Regions from separate parts of the Homo sapiens genome. Here region 2 is linked to region 1. A link is an interaction called in ENCODE POLR2A ChIA-PET data of the cell type or tissue named here. Cell type or tissue: Panc1. All regions are shown on one strand. Links, peaks and the distances in the headings refer to the core of each region. The heading gives the core; the rest is flanking DNA. Region 1 has its middle 7.6 kb from the start of TMEM94. Region 2 overlaps LLGL2 (LLGL scribble cell polarity complex component 2).

Region 1 (10,272 bases), core at 1,498-9,497:
GTTGGCCAGGATGGTCTCGATCTCTTGGCCTCGTGATCCGCCCACTTTGGCTTCCCAAAGTGCTGGGATTACAGGTGTGAGCCACCACACCTGGTGTTAGGAGCTATTAAACTAGTACAACAGGTGTTGATGATGGCCGGGACCCAGGTTGTAGAGTTGGAAATGACAGAAGCGGACATATTAGGGTTATAATTGGAGTTAGAACCCACAGAACTTGCTGACAGATGAATATGGTAAGGGAGGCAAGGGAAGAAATCAAACATGCCAGGTTTTGGCTGAAGCAACTGGATATTCGGCGGTGCCGTTTCCTGCCAAGGGGAGGCGGCTGGGATTACCGGCACCATGCCCGGCTGTTTGTTATTTTTAAAGACAGTGTCTTACTCTGTTGTCTTGGCTAGAGTGTATTGAAGCTGTCATAGCTCACTGAGGCCTCCAACTCCTGCCCTCGAGCAATCTTCCTGCCTCAGCCTCTCAGAAAAAAGTATTTCTAAGATGGAGAAGGGTGGGCCAAAAATAGCTCTAACTGTTTCAGGAAGCATGTCTTGTTACCCTACAAGGCCCTGACCATTCACTGACAAAGAGTGCTTCTCTGCGCGATGTTTGACTGCCTCTCCAATACTCTCCATCCTGTTTCAAACAATGTGTCTCCCTCTGTAGATGAGCCAGTGTTCTACTGGACTGGGAGGAACCCAGCTACCTCCTCCCATTAGCGTACCTCCCATATTGAAGCAACTCAGTTTTTTATTATTTTTTGAGACGGAGTCTTGCTCTGTAGCCCAGGCTGGAGTGCAGTGGTGTGATCTTGGCTCACTGCAAGCTCCGCCTCCCGGGTTCATGCCATTCTCCTGCCTCAGCTTCCCAAGTAGCTGGGACTGCAGGCACCCGCCACAACACCCGGCCAATTTTTTTTGTATTTTTAGTAGAGACGGGGTTTCACTGTGTTAGCCAGGATGGTCTCAATCTCCTGACCTCGTGATCCTCCGGCCTCGGCCTCCCAAAGTGCTGGGATTACAGGCGTGAGCCACCTCGCCTGGCCCCAACTCAGTTTTAGAGAACCCCAGAGGCAGCTATATAAATATTGTTTAGGTACAGCAGGGGGCTTCTTTGGCCCTTATAGATCTAGACACTGTTACTTAAACCCTGTTCGAAAGACTTCTTTGAGGCCGGACGCAGTGGCTCACGCCTGTAATTCCAGAACTTTTGTAGGACAAGGTGGGTGGATCACTGAGGTCAGGAATTCGAGATCAGCCTGACCAACGTGGTGAAACCCCATCTTTACTAAAAATACAAAAATTAGCCAGGTGTGGTGGCAGGCGCCTGTAATGCCCCCTATTCAGGAAACTGAGGCAGGAGAATTGCTTGAACCTGGGAGGCGGAGGTTGCAGTGAGCCGAGATCACACCATTGCACTCCAACCTGGGCAACAGAGCGAGACTCTGTCTCAGAAAAAAAAAAAAAAAAAAAAGAAGACTTCTTTGCAGGATCATAGGATCATATGTTCTCATGGTTGCTTCTGGTTCCCATGAACTGGTTTACTTGAGGGACTCTCCCCCCATCCCATGGGTGTAGTTCCTTATCCAAGAGCACAGACTGAGATGTGAAACATACCCTTGCCACTTGTCACTAAACCAACTGCTCACACAAGGTTTCTATACATGTAGAGATCTCTGTAGGACAGTTGGGAAGATGCAGGGATTTACATCGTAGAAACGTGAGCAGCTTTCAATTCAGTGTCAGTGTTTTTTCTCCAAAAGTCCTCTGCCATTTCCACCGTTCAGGCTCCAGCTTCCTTACACATGGCTCAGCCTTCCTCTCTGCTCTCTCCTCTCTTTCTCTTCCAATTCTAAATTTTTGGTTCATTTTTAAAATGCATGCTGGGTGTGGTGGCTCACGCCTGTAATCCCAGCACTTTGGGAGGTCGAGGCGGGAGGATCTCTCGAGGTCAGGAGTTTTAGACCAGCCTGGCCAACACAGCAAATTGGAGTTAGAACCCACAGAACTTGCTCTACTAAAAATACAAAATTAGCCAGGTGTGGTGGCGCACGCCTGTGATCCCAGCTACTTGGGAGACTGAGGTGGGAGGATTTCTTGAACCAGGAAGGCAGAGGTTGCAGTGAGCCTAGATCACACCACTGCACTCCAGCCTGAGCAACAGAGCAAGACTCCATTTAAAAAAAAAAAAAAAAAAAAGCAGCTGGGCATGGTGACTCACGCCCTGTAATCCCAGCACTTTGGGAGGCTGAGGTGGGTGGATCACCTGAGGTCAGGAGTTCGAGACCAGCCTGGGCAACATAGTGAAACCCTGTCTCTCCTAAAAATACAAAAAATTAGCTGGGAGTGCTGGTGGGCACCTGTAATCCCAGCTACTAGGGAGGCTGAGGCAGGAGAATCGCTTGAACCCAGGAGGCAAAGGTTGCAGTGAGCCGAGATTGTGCCATTGCACTCCAGTCTGGGCAACAAGAGCGAAACTCCATCTCAAAAAAAAAAAAAAGCAGTCACTCCTCATTCTTCTCCCCACACCCCAGCCCCTGGCAACCATTTATGGCTGGGCATGGTGGCTGTCACCTGTAATGCCAGCACTTTGGGAGGCCGAGATGGGCAGATCACCTGAGGTCAGGAGTTCGAGACCAGCCTATCCAACATGGTGAAACCCCGTCTCTACTAAAAATACAAAAATTAGCCACGTGTGGTAGCGCGTGCCTGAATCCCAGATACCCGGGAGGCCGAGGCAGGAGAATCGCTGGAACCTGGGACATGGAGGCTGCAGCGAGCCAAGATCATGCCACTGTACTCTAGCCTGGGCAACAGAGTGAGACTCCGTCTCAAAAAATAAACAAATAAAAATAGGCCAGGCGCGGTGGCTCACGCCTGTAATCCCAACACTTTGGGAGGGTGAGGCGGGCGGATCACGAGGTCAGAAATCGAGACCATCGTGGCTAACATGGTGAAACCCTGTCTCTACTAAAAATACAAAAAATCAGCCGGGCGTGGTGGCGGGTGCCTGTAGTCCCAGCTACTTGGGAGGCTGAGAATGGCGTGAACCCGGGAGGCAGAGCTTGCAGTGAGCCGAGATTGCGCCACTGCACTCCAGCCTGGAAAACAGAGTGAGACTCCATCCCAAAATAAATAAATAAATAGATAAATGAATAATAAATAATAAAATAAAATAAAATAAAAACAGGCCAGGCATGGTAGCTCATGCCTGTAATCCCAGCACTTTGGGAGGCAAAGGGGGGTGGATCATTTGAGGTCAGGAGTTTGAGACCAGCCTGGCCAATATAATGAAACCCTGTCTCTACTAAAAATACAAAAATTAGCTGGGCATGGTGGCAGGTACCTGTAGTTCCAGCTACTCGGGAGGCTGAGGCAGGAGAATCACTCGAACCTTGGAGGCGGAGGTTGCAGTGAGCCGAGATCGCGCCACTGCACTCCAACCTAGATGACAAAGCGAGACTCCACCTCAATAAAATAAAATAAAATAAAATAAAAAATAAATAAATAAAATGCAGAGCATTTGGGCTCATTCTCTTACTGCTTTGATGCAGGCTGACCTGGGCTCTGGGTCTCATCTTTTCTTAAAACATTTACCAGTGATTTTCCTATGCAAAGACAGTTTCCTCCCCAGGAGGAATTTTGGTGTCACTGTTAGGACACAAATGTACATGTCAACAATCCCTCTGATAATCTGAGAGAAATTAAAAAGTAGTAAGGCACTATCCCTGCTCTCAAAGAGCTTAAAATTTAGTGAATGAAGTGATATTTACACCTCAAATGCTAAGAAGCCGTTCAAAAATAGTCAAGAATGCTAGGCAGAGATGACTGGGATTGGTATTTGGGAAATAAAGTGCCAGATAAGGTTTCTGGGATGGGAGTAGGGCTGGGTATCTCGTCAGCTAGTGCCTGGACCACCACGGCTGGCTACCTGTCCCCACTGGCTCCTGTCTCTCTCTCTCTCTTCTTTTTTTTTTTTTTTTTTCTGAGACAGAGTCTTGCTCTCTTGACCAGGCTGGAGTGCAGTGGTGTGATCTCGCCTCACTGCAACGTCTGCCTGCCAGGTAAAAGCGATTCTCCTGCTTCAGCCTCCCGAGTAGCTGGTCTTACAGATGTGCACCACCACTCCTGGCTAATTTGTATGTTTAGTAGAGACGTGGTTTCACCATGTTGGCCAGGCTGGTCTTGAACTCCTGACCTCAGGTGATCTGCCCGCCTCGGCCTCCCAAAATGCTAGGATTACAGGCATCAGCCACCGTGCCCGGCCCTTATTTTTCTTTTCTTTTCTTTCTTTTGAGACAATCTTCCTGTGTCACCCAGGCTGGAGTACAGTGGCATGAACACAGCTGACCCTAGCCTTGACCTCCTGGGCTCAACGGATCCTCCCATGTACTATAGCTGGGACCACAGGCATGCATCGCCACGCCTGGCCAATTTTTTAAAATCTTTAAAAAAATTTTTGTAAATACAAGGTCTCACTTTGTGGCCCAGTCTGGTCTCCAACTCCTGGCCTCACGCAAGCCTCCTGCCTTGGCCTCCCAAAGTGCTGGGATTAAACAGACATGAGCTAATACACCTGACCCAAGACTGCTATTTCTAGCTTATCTTCTACAAACTCATCTTCCTCTTAAGCTTGACTGTCTCATTTCTCTACTTAAAAATGTTGGAGGAGGAAATGTTCACCTCCAGCATTTATCTTCTGGTGATTCATAACGTCCCTGGCTCCTTAGAAAATAGTCGCAATCTCGTCTAGCTTTATCTTCTGTTGCACTCCCTCTGACCAAACGCCAAACTATCCAAGCACAACAGGCAACGAAGATTAGTCTCAGTTTCTACGAATGTGCAGTGAAATACAGCTTCTGCTCTGGAAGTTAAGATGGCTGCTTTGCAGCACACGGAAGACCTTGGTGTCTGTGAGCATAGACTAAGGCTACTGATTTCATTATTCCTGGAAATCAAACAAAAAGAGGCTTCCAGTACAGGGAATATCAAAGATCGGTAAGATGATACACGCATGATGCTAAACTTATGGCTAGGCAACCTCTGCTCCATTGCTTTTTTTTTTTTTTTTTGAGACAGTCTCACTTACTCTGTCACCCAGGCTGGAGTGCAATGGCATGATCTCGGCTCACTGCAACCTCCACCTCCGGGTTCAAGTGATTCTCTTGCCTCAGCCTCCCAAGTAGCTAGGATTTCAGGTGCACACCACCATGCCTGGCTAATTTTTGTATTTTTTGTAGAGAGGAGGTTTCACCATGCTGGCCAGGCTGGTCTTGAACTCCTGACCTCAAGTGAACTGCCCACCTCGGCCTCCCAAAGTGTTGGGATTACAGGCATGAGCCACTGCTCCATTGACATTTTGAACCAGATGATTCTTTGTTGTGGGTTGTACTGTAAGTTGTAGGATATTTAGCAACATTCCTGGCCTCTACACATTAGATGCCAGTAGCAGCCCTCTCCCAACCCCTGTAGTGACAACCAAAAATGTCTCCAGACATTGCCAAATGTCCCTAGGAGGCAAAATCATCCCCCAACTGAAAGTGTACATAGGCTCACACCCAGAATCCTAGCACTTTTTTTTTTTTTTTTTGAGACAGAGTCTTGCTCTGTCGCCAGGCTGGAGTGCAGTGGCGCGATCTCGGCTTGCTGCAATCTCTGCCTCCCGGGTTCAAGCGATTCCCCTGCCTCAGCCTCCCGAGTAGCTGGGAGTACAGGCGCCCAACACCATGCCCGGCTAGTTTTTTGTATTTTAGTAGAGATGGGGTTTCACCATGTTGGCCAGGCTGGTCTCGATCTCCTGACCTCGTGATCCACCCGCCTCGGCCTCCCAAAGTGCTGGGATTACAAGCGTAAGCCACCACAACTGGCTGAATCCTAGCACTTTGGGAGGCCAAGGCAAGAGGGCTGCTTGAGAACAGGAGTTTGAGACCATCCTGGGCAACATAGTGAGACCCTATCTCTACAAAAAAAAAATTAAAAAGAGAGTCTGTGTGTGTGTGTGTGTGTGTGTGTGTGTGTACTTTTTTTTTTTTGAGATGGCGTCTCGCTCTATTGCCCAGGCTGAAGTGCAGTGGTGCAATCCAGGCTCACTGAAACCTCTGCCTCCTGGGTTCAAGCGATTCTCCTCCCTCAACCTCCCAAGTAGCTGGGATTACAGGCACCCACCTGCATGCCTGGCTAATTTGGTATTTTAGTAGAGATGAGGTTTTGCCAGGCTGGTCTTGACCTCCTGACCTCAGGTGATCCGCCTGCCTTGGCCTCCCAAAGTGCTGGGATTATAGGCATGGGCCACCTCACCCGGCCACATACATTTAAAAAATTGAGATATAGTTTAAATACACTAAAACCTACAGATTTTAAGTACATAGTTGAACGAGTTTTGATAAATGTATAAACCTACATAACTCTCACCCTAATCAAGATATGGGGCATTTCCTTCACCTCTCAAAAGTTCCCTTCTGCCCTTCTGCAGTCCATCCTTGCCTGTCCTCCAGATTCCCATCTTAGGAGTTGATATGAATGGAATTGCAGGGTACATAACCTGTTATGTCTGGCTTCTTCCCTTCCTCATGCCATTTGTGTGATTCTTTCAGATTGGGATGTGTATCAGTGGCCTCATTCACTTACTTACTTACGTATTTATTTATTTATTTGAGAGACAGATTCTTGCTCTGTCACCCAGGCTGGAGTGCAGTGGTACGATCTTGGCTCTCTGCCTCCCGGTTTCAAGCAATTCTCCTGCCTGAGCCTCCTGGGTAGCTGGGATTACAGGCACACGCCACCATGCCCAGCTAGCTTTGTATTTTTTGTAGAGACAGAGTTTCACCATGTTGACCAGGCTGGTCTTGAACTCCTGACCTCAGGTGATCTGCCCGCCTCAGCCTCCCAAAGTGCTGGGATTACAGGAGTGAGCCACCACGTCCAGCCTCATTCACTTATGTGTATGGCTGAGTAGTAATCCCTTGTTCAGATCCACCACCATTTGGGTACCTGTTCCCCAGCTGGTGGATATTCAGTTTGTTTCCCATTTGGGGTGCTTATGAACAATGTCTTTGGGTGGCCATTTATTGTTACCTAGGGATCTAACTTTTGCAGACTGTGAATGCAGTATGGGAATGGGGACCGTAGTGTGGCCAGTGCTCATGTTGTGTTGTAAAGTTGTGCCATCTATTTCTGGACCACACTTTTTTTGTTGTTTTGTTTTGTTTTGTTTTTTTGAGACTGAGTCTCGCTCTGTCACCCAGGCTGGAGTGCAGCGGCACGATCTCGGCTCACTGCAAACTCCACCTCCCAGGTTCAAGCCATTCTCCTGACTCAGCCTCCCGAGTAGCTGGGACCACAGGTGCCCGCCACCATGCCGGGCTAATTTTTTGTATTTTTAGTAGAGATGGGGTTTCACCGTATTAGCCAGGATGGTCTCGATCTCCTGACCTCATGATCCGCCTGTCTTGGCCTCCCAAAGTGCTGGGATTACAGGCGTGAACCACCACGCCCAGCCCTTTTTTGTTTTTCTGAGGCAGGTCTCACTCTGTCGCCCAGGCTGGAGTGCAGTGTCACAGTCACAGCTCACTGCAGGCTCAACATCCTGGGCTCAAATGATCCTTGCACGTCAGTCTCCTGAGTAGCTGGCACCACAGTTGTGCACCATGCCTGGCTAATTATTTTTATTTTTAAATTTTTTGTAGAAATGGAGGCTCCCTGTGTTTCCCTGGCTGGTCTCAAACTCCTGGGCTCAAGTGACTCTCCCACCTTGGCCTCCTAAAGTGTTGGGATTACAGGCTTGGCCCAGACCACTCTTTAGGGGTACAAAGACGTGTCAGAATTGTCTCGCTGGCAGTATTTACAACAATGTTCTTCAGTGGGACCTCTTGGTTGAATCAAAGGGCCCAAGAGGAGCCTATTGTCAGTGAGATATCACTACTACACGATGCAGGGATTAAAGGAGCAGCTTCTCCTAAAAATATCACTCACAACTTAGAGGCAAAAGGCTCTTTTTTTTTTTTTTTTCTGAGACGGAGTCTTGCTCTGTCACCCAGGCTGGAGTGCAGTGGCGTGACCTCAGCTCACTGCAAGCTCCGCCTCCTGGGTTGACACCATTCTCCTGTCTCAGCCTCCCAAGTAGCTGGGACTACAGGCACTCGCCACCACGCCCGGCTAATTTTTTTTTTGTATTTTTAGTAGAGACGAGGTTTCACCGTGTTAGCCAGGATGGTCTCGATCTCCTGACCTCGTGATCCGCTCGCCTCGGCCTCCCAAAGTGCTGGGATTATAGGCGGGAGCCACCGCGCCCGGCCTAGGCAGAAGGCTCTTGCCGATGGAGCAAGCTGAACATGGGAACTACCTGTTCAAGAATCAACGGCTCAGATAATTTCACCAGGCCTCACATTGCAAGTATCCTCAGTCCCGACCCCGAATGCCAGCCTCTGTCTTCATCCATTGCTATCTCCCTCCAAACCTTTCCCCTGTGTGATTCGAAGCCCATTATTTCTTTTTTATTATATACTTTTTTCTCTTTTGAAAAATTTTTTAATAGAGAAGGCATCTCGCTATGTTCCCCAGGTGGGTCTTGAACTCCTAGGCTCAAGCAATCTGCCCACCTCTGCCTCCCAAAGTGCTGGAATTACAGGCATGCAGGCATGAGCCACCGGACCCAGCTCCCTTTTTTTCTTTTCTTTTTTTTTGAGATGGAGTCTTGCTTTGTCACCCAGGCTGCAGTGCAGTGGAGCTATCTCGGCTCACTGCAACCTCCACATCCCAGCTTCAAGTGAGTTTCCCACCTCAGCCTCCGGAGTAGCTGGGATTACAGGTGCCCACCACCACGCCCAGCTAATTTTTGTATTTTTGTACAGACAGGGTTTCACCATGTTGGCCAGGCTAGTCTTGAATCCCTGAACTCAGGTGATACACCCACCTCAGCCTCCCAAAGGACTGGGCTTACAGAAGTGAGCCACTGCACCCAGCCTACTCCTGTTACTTTTAAACAAATGACTAGGTTGAAAAGATGGCTGCCAGGTGCGGTGGCTCACGCCTGTAATCCCATCACTTCGGAAGGCCAAGGTGGGTGGATCACGAGGTCAGGAGTTCAAGACCAGCCTGACCAACATGGTGAAACCCCATCTTTACTAAAAATACAAAAATTAGCCGGGCATGGTGGCACATGCCTGTAATCCCAGCTACTGGGGAGGCTGAGGCTGGAGAATCACTTGAACCCTGGAGGCGGAGGTTGCAGTGAGCCAAGATCGCGCCACTGCACTCCAGCCTGGGTGATAGAGCGAGACTCAGTCTCAAAAAAAAAAAAAAAAAAAAGAAAGGTGCAATGAGGAAGGATGCTCAGGTCAGGGTGTGGGAGGACCTTGCCCTGCTTGTGTGTGATTCTGCACGTCATTCCTGGCTCAACAGCCTGAATGAGTCCTGCTGGATCACTCTCGTTTCTGACTCACTTCTCATATCTCTGTTTAGATGAAGGGAAATCTTATAGATAAACAAGAGTGTTTTCTCGCTGATGCTTTGTCCAGTACTATGCTCTAAATTGGCCTTGACCAGGTAATCTGGAGCTGGCAGAGGTAGCTTCTGTCATTGTAACTCAGATGATATGAGATCTGAGGTGCAGAAATCGAGTTATCCCTTCCTCCTTCACCCTAAACCTTAAGTCCAGCCACTAGACTGTGCCTGTTCTACCTGCTAACTATCTCTTGAACACATTTCTTCTTCTTTTTTTTTTTTTTTTTTTTTTTGTGAGACGGAGTCTTGCTCTGTCACCCAGGCTGCAGTGCAGTGGCGCGATCTTGGCTCACTGCAACCTCCGCCTCCTGGATTCAAGTGATTCTCCTGTCTCAGCCTCCCGAGTAGCTGGGACTACAGGCATGCACCACCATGCCCTGCTAATTTTTGTATTTTTTGGTAGAAACAGGGTTTCACCATATTGGCCGGGCTGGTCTCGAACTCCTGACCTCAGATGATCTGCCCGCCTCAGCCCCCTAAAGTGCTGTGATTACAGGCGTGAGCCACCGTGCCCAGCAGTGTTAGTGTAGTTTATGTGTGGCCCAAGACAATTCTTCTTCCAACATGGCCCAGGGAAGCCTAAAGATTGAACACTCCTGAGCTAAGGGAAATGGCATGTAAGGCTGGAGGGGGAGGGACTGAGAACACAGATGGGGAAAAGGAGGAAAAGGCTGTCTTCCTGCAGGAACATAGAAAGGGAAAGAGAAGTGGATGAAGTAGATGAGAAATCTCCAAGGGAAGGCCTTGGTCTTCTTCTCAATAGACTCATCTTGGTACTCAT
Region 2 (10,272 bases), core at 1,278-9,277, 110 kb after region 1:
AGCTCAGGGAGGCCCAGCAGCTCATCCACGACCAGATGCCTTGTACGTGGCAGGAAGGGATACAAAGCTTAGTGGGTCTGACTCAGTCCCTGTTCTAAATCAGCCTTTGGAAAAGAAGGTGGGGATGGGGGGGAGGGGTGGCCACGATAACTCCAAGGCTTGAAGGGAATGAGGAATGAATGCGGGTGGTTGAAGGATGGGCCCAACCCTTTGTCTTCCTCTGAGTTAGAGGAAAGATGCTGAGCCGAACAGGAGTAGTGACTCTGGTGAAATGTTAGAAGAACTGCCCGCCCTTGACTTGTGGCCTGAGAGCCTAGCAAAAAGTTACAGGCTGTTTTCTCTGTGGCCTGACGTTCCTGCTGGTGTGCGGAATTGTCGAGGCCAATGGGAATATAATATGAGCCATGTATGTGATTTAAAATTTCCTAGAAGCTGCATTGTATAATTATTTAAACACGTGAAATTAATTTTAATTATATATTCTGGCTGGGTGCGGTGGCTCACGCCTGTAATCCCAGAACTTTGGGAGGTCAAGGCGAGGAGATCACTTGAAGTCAGGAGTTCGAGACCAGCCTGGCCAACATGGTGAAACCCCATCTCTACTAAAAATGCAAAAATTAGCTGGGCGTGGTGGTGCATGCCTGTAGTCCCAGCTACTTGGGAGGCTGAGGCAGGAGAATCATTTGAACCCGGGAGGTGGAGGTTGCAGCGAGCTAAGATCTCACCACTGCACTCCAATTAGGTGACAGAGGGAGACTCTGTCTTTAAAAAAAAAGTCTAGAAGCTGCATTATGAAATTATTTAAACAAGTGAAATTAATTTTAATCCTGTATTCCAGCTGGTCAAGGTGGCTCATACCTGTAATCCCAGCACTCTGGCACTCTGGAAGGCTGAGGCCTGTGGATCACTTGAGGCCAGGAGTTTGAGACCAGCCTAGCCAACTTGGTGAAACCCCGTCTCTACTAAAAATACAAAAACTAGCTGGGCGTGGTGGTGTGTGCCTGTAGTCCCAGCTCCTCAGGAGGCTGAGGCGGGAGGATCACTTGAACCAGGGAGGCGGAGGTTGCAGTGAGCTGTGATCGTGCCACTGCACTCCAGGCGTGACAGGCGTGACCCTATCTCAAAAAAAAATTATATATTCCTTTTAATCCAACATATGCAAAATATTTTGACGTGTGATTAACTACTAATGAGATTTTTTCAGTTTGTGTTTTTGAATGCTCAATTTGTGAAATCTAGGTGTATTTTACACTTACGGCACATCTCAGTTCAGACATTAAATCTTTTTTGGAAGTACTAGATCTGTATTTAGAATTTGGATGATTTACAGTGGAAAAAGGGAATTCGAAGCGTGGCCTGCCTGAGTCCAGCCCCTGTTCTTCTAGAACCCGAGTTGTTCCAGACATACTTGAAGGGTTTCCAAGAACTGACTTAATCCTCATTGGTGACATGAGCCATACTGCAAGTGCTTGGTGGCCCCATGGGGCTCATGGCTACCGTTCTGGGCAGCTCGGAGCATGGGGCCTGCTCCTGGCCAGGCCATTGGGCTCCTGTAGGGCATTTCCACCAGAGTCCTCCAAATTCCAGAGGCTGTTCCCTGAGCTGCCTCTGCTGCTGGGAAAGTGCTGCTGTCCTGGGAGACGGCTCCGGCTGCTGACTTCCTGAGGCCCCAGCAACCTGGGGCTGGCTGAGGTCTGGTGGGGCCCCTGGGGGAGCTTGTCCTGCACATCCTATCCCACTGTCTACTCCCCTTTTCCTGGGAAATGTTTACATTCCAGACACTCAGCTATCTCTATCCAGGGCTTCTCCAGGCTCTGCATTTTTCGCATAGCTGAACAGGGACCTGGGCTGGCCTGGGGGCCGCTGCTGGGCCCTATCTGTCCCCCTGGCTATCCCATTTAGGTATGACCATTTGCAGGGCAGGCCCTGTTCCTAGCAAAGGCCAGGCCTGAGGCACCCCCCGTCTCCCCCGACCTTTTTGTCTCCAGGCATCCCCCAAAATAGGCACTTGTTGGAGCTCTCCTCCCTGCCTGACCCCAGCATGGGATTCCTTGTGAGAGCCATTGGACTAGACTGACTGATGGGGGAGGCAGGTAGCAATTGGGTTTGCTAAGCTATCATTGCTAGATCTCATCAGGGACTTCTCCTTTTCTGCTGCTTTGAGGCCTGGCAGGGCTGCAAAGTAGGAAAGCCCAGGGCCTAAGGAGGCTGCCTCATTGTTGGGACCTTTTTCTGCAAGTCAGAGTCTCTGTGGTTGTTTTTTAAGTCTTTAAAGCAATCAGTTGACATAGCATCGCTTTGTGCTGTTCTCACCTAGCTCTGCAGGGTCACTATCCCCCGGGGTGGGAGGCGGGGGTCAGATTGGGGTAACTGATTAAGAAACTGAACTAAAAACCTTCCTGAAGATGGTTTATCACTCTAAATTTGTAGTGGGTTTATGTTCATACCTTTCTTAACCCACAATTCTATCCCTGGGACATCTGCCCCAGGAAATACTCAAGTGGTGCAGACAAAGATAGGAGTCCAAGAATGCCATCGACATGGTTGTTGGATTGCAAACCCTCTAGCAACAAAGTAAATACTCAACAATAAACCTCTGGTGAATTAGGATATCTACAGGTAAAGAATATTCTTTAGATGTTTTAAAAGTCATTTTAGGCCGGGTATGATGGCTCACACCTGTAATCCCAACACTTTGAGAGGCCAAGGCGGGCAGATCACTTGAGGTCAAGAGTTCAAGACCAGCCTGGCCAACATGGTGAAAGCCCATCTCTACTGAAAATACAAAAATTAGCTGGGCATGGTGGTGGGTGCCTGTAATCCTAGCTCCTGGGGAGACTGAGGCAGGAGAATCACTTGAACCTGGGAGGCAGAGTTTGCAGCGAGCCAAGATCGCACCATTGCACTCCAGGCTGGGTGACAAGAGCAAAACTCCGTCTCAAAAAAAAAAAAAAAAAAGCCATTTTAGGCAGCTTGCAGTGACTCACGCCTGTAATCCCAGCGCTTTGGGAGGCCGAGGCAGGAGGATCGCTTGAGTCTAGAAGGTTAAGACCAGGCTGGACAACATGACGAGTACCTGTCTCTACCAAAAATTAAAAAGTAGCCGGGTGTGGCAGGTGTGGTGGTGCATGCCTGTAGTCCCAGCTACTTGGGAGGCTGAGGTGGAAGGATCACTTGAGCCTGGGAGGCCAAGGCTACAGTGAACCGAAATCATGCCGTAGCACCCAGCCTGGGCAACAGAGTGAGACCCTCAAAAAAGAAAAATTAAAAATTTTTGTCATGCCTGTAATCCCAGCACTTTGGGAGGCCAAGATGGGCGGATCGAGACCATCCTGGCTAACACAGTGAAACCCCGTCTCTACTAAAAATACAAAAAATTAGCCGGGCGTGGTGGCGGGCGCCTGTAGTCCCAGCTACTTGGGAGGCTTAGGCAGGAGAATGGCGTGAACCTGGGAGGCGGAGCTTATAGTGAGCTGAGATCACACCACTGCACTCCAGCCTGGGCGACAGCGCAAGACTCCGTCTCAAAAAAAAAAAAAAATTTTTGGCTGGGTGCGGGTGGCTCACGCTTGTAATCCTAGCACTTTGGGAGGCTGAGGTGGACAGATCATGAGGTCAGGAGATAGAGACACGGTGAAACCTGTCTCTACTAAAAATACAAAAAATTAGCCAGGCATGGTGGTGGGCACCTGTAGTACCAGCTACTCGGAAGGCTGAGGCAGGAGAATGGCATGAACCCGGGAGGCGGAGCTTGCAGTGAGCCGAGATCGCACCACTGCACTCCAGCCTGGGCAACAGAGCGAGATTCCATCTCAAAAAAAAAAAAAATAGACCTGCAAACATTCACAAGTGCAGAAGACTCGAAGGATGTACACTTAGGTTCTAGCAAGGTTACTTCTGGTTGTGGGAGTTTGGGTAATTTTTGTTCTTTTTTTTTTTTTTTTTGAGACGGAGTCTCGCTCTGTCGCCCAGGCTGCTCTGCCTGCCGGGTTCGCACCATTCTCCTGCCTCAGCCTCAGTTTTTGTTCTTAAACATCTTTATACCTCCCAGGTTTTTCACAGTGTGTGTGTGTATTCTGTAATAAATGAAAAAAACACGTATGTGCAACGACACTCCAGGAATTCCCTTTCTGGGAAGATGGTTGGAATTTGGTGACAGTAAGAGTCTGTGAGACCCAGCTGACTGGGGCCTGGAGGGACCTGGAAGAGCCCAGAGCAGGGCAGGGCCTCCGCGGTACTCTAGGCCCCTGGGTGAGCCCGGAGCTGCGGTGCAACCAAGATTTTCTCCCGAGAGACCGGTGTCTCCATTGTTCCAAACTCCCCCTACTTTCCCCACCCCACACCCATAAGGCCCCCATGCCACTGAGGAGGGCTGGGTCCGTCACCCAGGGTGCACGTGGTGGAGGCACCGAGTCAGTTCCTGGAAAGCATTGAGAGGCTGGTATGGTGTCGGGGAAGATCAGCTCGCAGGGGTGGCCATGAGGCCAAGGGCAGAGTCACAAAGGGACAGGGGGTGGGGCCTGGTAAATATGGGTTAGGCTCCAACACTCAGGTGTCTGGGAGGAACCGGAAAGGTACCGAAGCCCTGCTTCCTGCTGGGTCGTCTGGTGCTGCAGCTGCAGCAGCCATGGTGGCGCGAAGGGGACAGGTCTGCAGGCCCACCCCACGTGCTTCTCGTTGCAGACGGTGGAGCATGGCTTCCCGCACCAGCCCAGCGCCCTCGGCTACAGCCCGTCCCTGCGCATCCTGGCCATCGGCACCCGTTCTGGAGCCATCAAGCTGTATCCTCCGTCCCCTCGCTCCCACTCGGGCAGGGCCTTGGGGTGGGTGAGATTTGGGGAGGGACATCTTTTCCTTCCTTGCCCGTGGGCTGTTGGGATAAAATGAGGGACTTTCCTGATTTCCAGTTTTGGACATGATTTTATTCCAAAATGGGGCAGGTATGGTTGATGGTGGAGCAGGCACCTGGGCATGAGTGCATCCCTGGTGGGATGCGACCCTGTCCTTTGCAGGAGGACAGTGAGGTTTGAAATGGACTGAGGAGATACAGGCTTATTTTGTCTCCTGTGTCCTTTCAGGACCCTTCATGTGGTCTGCTCCCTTTACTCAGTTTCCCCTCTCACCTATTCCTGGAGGTTTCAGGAATCCCCCAGTCCCGGGCAGGGGGTGAGGCTGCTGGGGGGCTCAGAGACCTGTTTTGCAGGGGTTGTATTGGTGGATCCAGAGGGAAGGACCTGACGCCCATGTCTCAGCCAGTGATCATTCAGTGAGTGGCTGGCTGGTGCGCCAGTAGCAAGGCCTAGGCCCTTCTGTGCCCCTGCCTCCCTCAGCTCCCCACCTCACCACCAGAAAAGCAAGTTACAGGGACCCCTCTTGTCGCTAGGGATGTTTTTAATTTAAAAAAATTTTTTTCGGCACTTTGGGAGGCTGAGGCGGGCAGATCACTTGAGGTCAGGAGTTCAAGGCCAGCCTGGTCAATGTGGTAAAACCCTGTCTCTACTAAAAATATTTTAAAAGTTATCAGGGCGTGGTGGCACATGCCTGTAATCCCAGCTACTTGGGAGGCTGAGATGGGAGAATCGTTTGAACCTGGGAGGCAGAGGTTGCAGTGAGCCAAGATTGTGCCACTGCACTCCAGCCTGGGCAACAGAGTGAGACTCTGTCTCAAAAACTTTTTTTTTTTTTTTTTTTTTTTTTGTGGAGACAGGGTCTTGTGATCTTGCCCAGCCTGGTCTTGAACTCCTGGGCTCAAGCAACTCTCTCGCCTTGGCCTCTCAAAATGCTAGGGTTACAGGCATGAGTCACTGCACTCCCAGCCTGCAGTTTTGTTTTTTAACCTATCTCGATAAGAATCAGAGGTGGACTGGCCCCAGGGCCCTATCCACAAGCAGAGATGGGGTGGCCTTGGGCCAGGAGAGCAGGGCTCGGCAGCTGTCTTCCAAATTCCACCCCCACTCCCACAGGCGGCAGAGAGTGGAGAGGGCTCTGCCTGGCAGGGACAGTCCTTCCCCGGCCTGAGGCTGGATGTTGTCCAGTTGGGTCATCTTTTATCCAGAGCACTGGTTCTGGCCGACTGGGGGCTCCCAGTGTTTTCAGAGATGAAAAACCGGATCAGGTTGGGCACCCCGCCAGTCTGATCTGTGCTCCCCTCAGGGCAGGGCCCAAGGGAGTTGAGAGATGAGGGACCACCTCCAATAGCTTGGCTGCCACCTCCAGCGGAGCCTGACCTCCCTCTTCCCCTCTGCCCGGTGTGGGGGAGGGGTATGGAGCACTCGAGTTCCAGGCTGGGCTGGTGTACACAGGGGGCCAGGGCCTTGCTGCGGGCTCAGCCTTCCCTCGGCTGGTTAATCATTGCCAGGCCACAGCCAGACTCTAGTTACCAATCCCTGGTGCCAAGACTAATGGGCCAAGGCTGTTGGTGATAGGCCCCCTGGGGTGCCGTGTGTTTTTTCACAGGTGCTACCAAGCGACAGCCAACATGTCTTTTGCAGCTCAGGATCAGGGTGGCAGCCTGACAGTTGCCAGGGTAGGGCTTCGCCTTTCTATGGAGTTGCTCCCACCGGCCTGACTGGGAAAAATCTCCCAGGGATCAGGTCACTGGCCTGGTGCCCCAGGGCCAGGGCTGCTGTGTCTCCTCCCCACCCTAGGCTCCATGCATGGGTCCTGCTGCCTCGGGGGAGGGCAGCCCCTCTCTGTGTTTGCATCATTGCACATGGGCCCCGAGGGCCTGGCACTCAAGGCAGGCAGGGGATGGTGTCCGACCTTCCAGAGCTTTCCTGAGCCTACTCCTAGCTACGGAGCCCCAGGCGTGGAGTTCATGGGGCTGCACCAGGAGAACAACGCTGTGACGCAGATCCACCTCCTGCCCGGCCAGGTGAGGGACCTGGGGTGGGACAGGAAGCCACTTCCATGCCCTCCTTGCCTTCACTGCTTCCAGCAGGGCTGGTGTGGAGAGGCTGGCATTCGGTGGCCCTGGGTTTGCTGCTGATGGAAAGACCTGGGACCCCCTCCCTTTCCACAGCTGGGGCTCATGGGCCACCCTGGGAGTGGCCAGGGGGTCTTTTAAACAACTGGGGCTGCGTGGCCCCAGTGTGTAAAGGCCTTGCCTGGGTAGCAAGACCACATGATCCCGTCGTGTGCCCTCGCCAGTGCCAGCTGGTCACCCTGCTGGATGACAACAGCCTGCACCTTTGGAGCCTGAAGGTCAAGGGCGGGGCATCGGAGCTGCAGGAGGATGAGAGCTTCACACTGCGTGGACCCCCAGGGTAAGGGCTCAATCCCCAGCCCCTTCCACTCCCAGCCCAGCCTGACCCTTGCCCTTAGCTCTGGAGTGGACTCACCCTTTGTGAGGCCTGTTGCGCCCCTGGCAGTGACTGGCATGCGTTTGGCCCGATGCATCGCCACACTCAGGTGCTCCGAGTGGAGTGGGCGGGGCTGCAGCCTGCCTCCTCCATCCACACCACGCCTCCTCCATCCGCACCCCACCTCCTCCATCCGCACCCCGCCTCCTCCATCCGCACCCCACCTCCTCCATCCACACCACGCCTCCTCCATCCGCACCCCACCTCCTCCATCCGCACCCCGCCTCCTCCATCCGCACCCCGCCTCCTCCATCCGCACCCCGCCTCCTCCATCTGCACCCCGCCTCCTCCATCCGCACCCCGTGTTATGCTGGAGGGTCCCTGGCGTCTTTCCTGCCTCCTAGCCCAGGCTCTCTGCCATCTGTCTCCTGTCTTGGCAGAAAGTGACCAATGTTTGTCCTGGCTTGAAATGTTATGACCTCATTAAAGGGCCTTATGGGCTTGTTTTCCGAGGAGTCAGGGGACCCCGTCCATGGCATCTCCCCTGCTGGGCAGTGGTCGGCTCACGGGCAGCTGTTCTTGTCACAGGGCTGCCCCCAGTGCCACACAGATCACCGTGGTCCTGCCACATTCCTCCTGCGAGCTGCTCTACCTGGGCACCGAGAGTGGCAACGTGTTTGTGGTGCAGCTGCCAGCTTTTCGTGCGCTGGAGGACCGGACCATCAGCTCGGACGCGGTGCTGCAGCGGTGAGCCCAGAGCCCAGCTGCTGTTAACTCCATCCCCTCAAGTTAGGCATGGCTTCTCCCCTTGGTCCCAGGACTCTGTCAGGAGCTGTCATTTCTCTGCTGGGAATTCCATGGGGCTATAGCAGGGGAGGCTCTTGGCTTCCTACCTGTCACCTACTGAGAACCTATTGGCCTGTCATAGGTTAGCATCATAGCACTAAAAAGGGGGCTTTGAGGGTCCCTCGTCTAAAGGCCCCAAATGACTGTGTAATGTCACCGACTGTCAGTCCAGTGTCCTTTGCACTTGCCATGGGTTTCAGAACCCCAGGGGCTCCGCAGCGGGGAAGTCGGGCCCAGACCTCCCTGTGTCACTGGGGCAGCTCCTGGTGCCACCCTTTGCGGTGGGTACTTTGCTGAGGTTCCATTTGCTCGCAAGCTCCGTGGCTAAAAAGCCTTGACCGCCACAGGCATGTGGGTCTGTTGAGATCGTTTCAGAAGCTTTGCTCCTTGTTGATGATACTACATTAGAGAGGGAGTTGGATCAGGTCCGGGTGGGAGAAGGGGACGGGGCCCAAAAAAAGAGAGGAGATAGCATCTGACAAGATCATGTTGGGGCCGGGTCGGTCATGGTGGAATGATCTGTGGTTCCAAGGGGCAGGAGGAGGCCAGGGTGCTGGGCCCCTGGCCCTGCAAGGCTTTGGACTGGGCCTGGGACACACTCCTGCAGCTGGCCAGCCCAGCTCTCCAGCCCTGGGTGGTGATGAAGCAGGGCCCGTCTGCCCAGGGCAGGGCATGACTGGGCTGGGAGGATTCCCACTTGGAGCTGTGTCCCTCTGAGTGCAGACCTCTGCCTTTCCCGTTCAGCAGGGTAGGGCTGGGGCAGTGTGTCCAAGGTCAGAGCAGAACACTTTGCAGGATGACAGGTACCACAGTGGGACACAGCCTGTGGGCAGGACGGCATGGGACCTGCGCCCCAGCAGGTGGCCACACCAGTGCCCAGCCTCACCCTGTAGTTAGCTGGCGGGAATCTAGTCGGCGGGGGGGCCCAAGTGCCCTGAGAGCCCCTCCTGCCAGTTTATTTATATTATATTATATTATATTTTATTTCATTTTTGAGATGGAGTTTCACTCTTGTTCCCCAGGCTAGAGTGCAATGGCACGATCTTGGCTCACTGCAACCTCTGCTTCCTGGGTTCAAGCTATTCTCCTGCCTCAGCCTCCCGAGTAGCTGGGATTACAGGCATGCGCTACCACACCCAGCTAATTTTGTATTTTTAGTAGAGACAGGGTTTCTCCATGGTGGTCAAACTAGTCTCGAACTCCCGACCTCAGGTGATTGACCCGCCTCAGCCTCCCAGAGTGCTGGGATTACAGGCATGAGCCACAGCGCCTGGCCCAGTTTGTTTATTTATTAAAAAAAAAAAAAAAAAAAAAAAAAAAAAACAAAGAAAAAACATTTTTTTTGAGAGAGTCTTACTCTGTCCCAGGCCGAAGTGCAGTGGCAAGATCTCAGCTCACTGCAACCTCTGCTTCCTGGGTTCAAGTGATTCTCCTGCCTCAGCCTTCCGAGTAGCTGGGATTACAGGTGCACGCCATCACACCCGGCTTATTTTTGTATTTTTAGTAGAGACGGGGTTTCACCATGTTGGCCAGGCTGGTCTTGAACTCCTGACCTCAGGTGATCCACCCACCTCGGTCTCCCAAAGTGCTGGGATTACAGGTGTGAGCCACCAGGCCCAGCCCCTTTTGGCAGTTTAAATTCTCGTCCTCTTGATGACACTTATCTAAGTTTTTAAAACGTGCAACCCTTTAGTCTCATAACTGTCTCTGAGAAGTCTCTGTCCTAAAGATATAGGATAAGAATGATCATTGTAGGGCTGTTTTTAATGGCAAAAAGTTGGAAGCCCTCTAATTGTCTAACAATTTTCATCTGTGTAAGGACATTATTTGCATTTATTAAGAATATCTAGATGGACACAGTTGCTCACACTTTGGGAGGCTGAGGTAGGAGGATTGCTTGAGGCCAGGAATTTGAGACTAGCCTGGGCAACATAGCAAGACCCTGTCTCTCCTCACAAAAAATAAAAATTAGTTGGGCAAGGCGGCACACGTCTGCAGTCTCAGCTACTTGGGAGGTGGGAGGATCACTTGAGCCCAGGAGTTGGAGGCTGCAGTGAGCCATGATCAGGTCACTACCCTCCAGCCTGGGTGACAGAATGAGATCCTGTCTCTAAAAAGATTAAAA

The links. ChIA-PET counts read pairs that join two places held together with the same protein. Peaks named below come from ENCODE experiments on the same cell type or tissue, not always from the same donor. Only the 100,000 strongest peaks of a DNase experiment are listed, where the experiment ranks them.
Region 2: POLR2A ChIA-PET joins it to region 1 with 13 read pairs; 6 of 35 experiments call an interaction of 5 or more read pairs at or near these places.

The regions. Positions count from the first base shown.
Region 1 is chr17:75,443,863-75,454,134 of GRCh38, forward strand. No RefSeq gene overlaps it. Among named protein-coding and RNA genes, the nearest start is that of TMEM94, 7.6 kb to the right of the region's middle. RefSeq lists an enhancer at 9,246-9,540. In Panc1, for the core only: no CTCF peak of the experiment used is centred there; no DNase peak of the experiment used is centred there.
Region 2 is chr17:75,551,363-75,561,634 of GRCh38, forward strand. It overlaps LLGL2 (LLGL scribble cell polarity complex component 2), which reads left to right. Exons shown (of 26, transcript NM_001031803.2): 3 at 4,684-4,781; 4 at 6,793-6,874; 5 at 7,150-7,265; 6 at 7,890-8,048. Among named protein-coding and RNA genes, the nearest start is that of LLGL2, 31 kb to the left of the region's middle. RefSeq lists enhancers at 1,067-1,647, 5,557-6,493, 6,494-7,429. In Panc1, for the core only: no CTCF peak of the experiment used is centred there; no DNase peak of the experiment used is centred there; H3K27ac peaks cover 6,106 bases.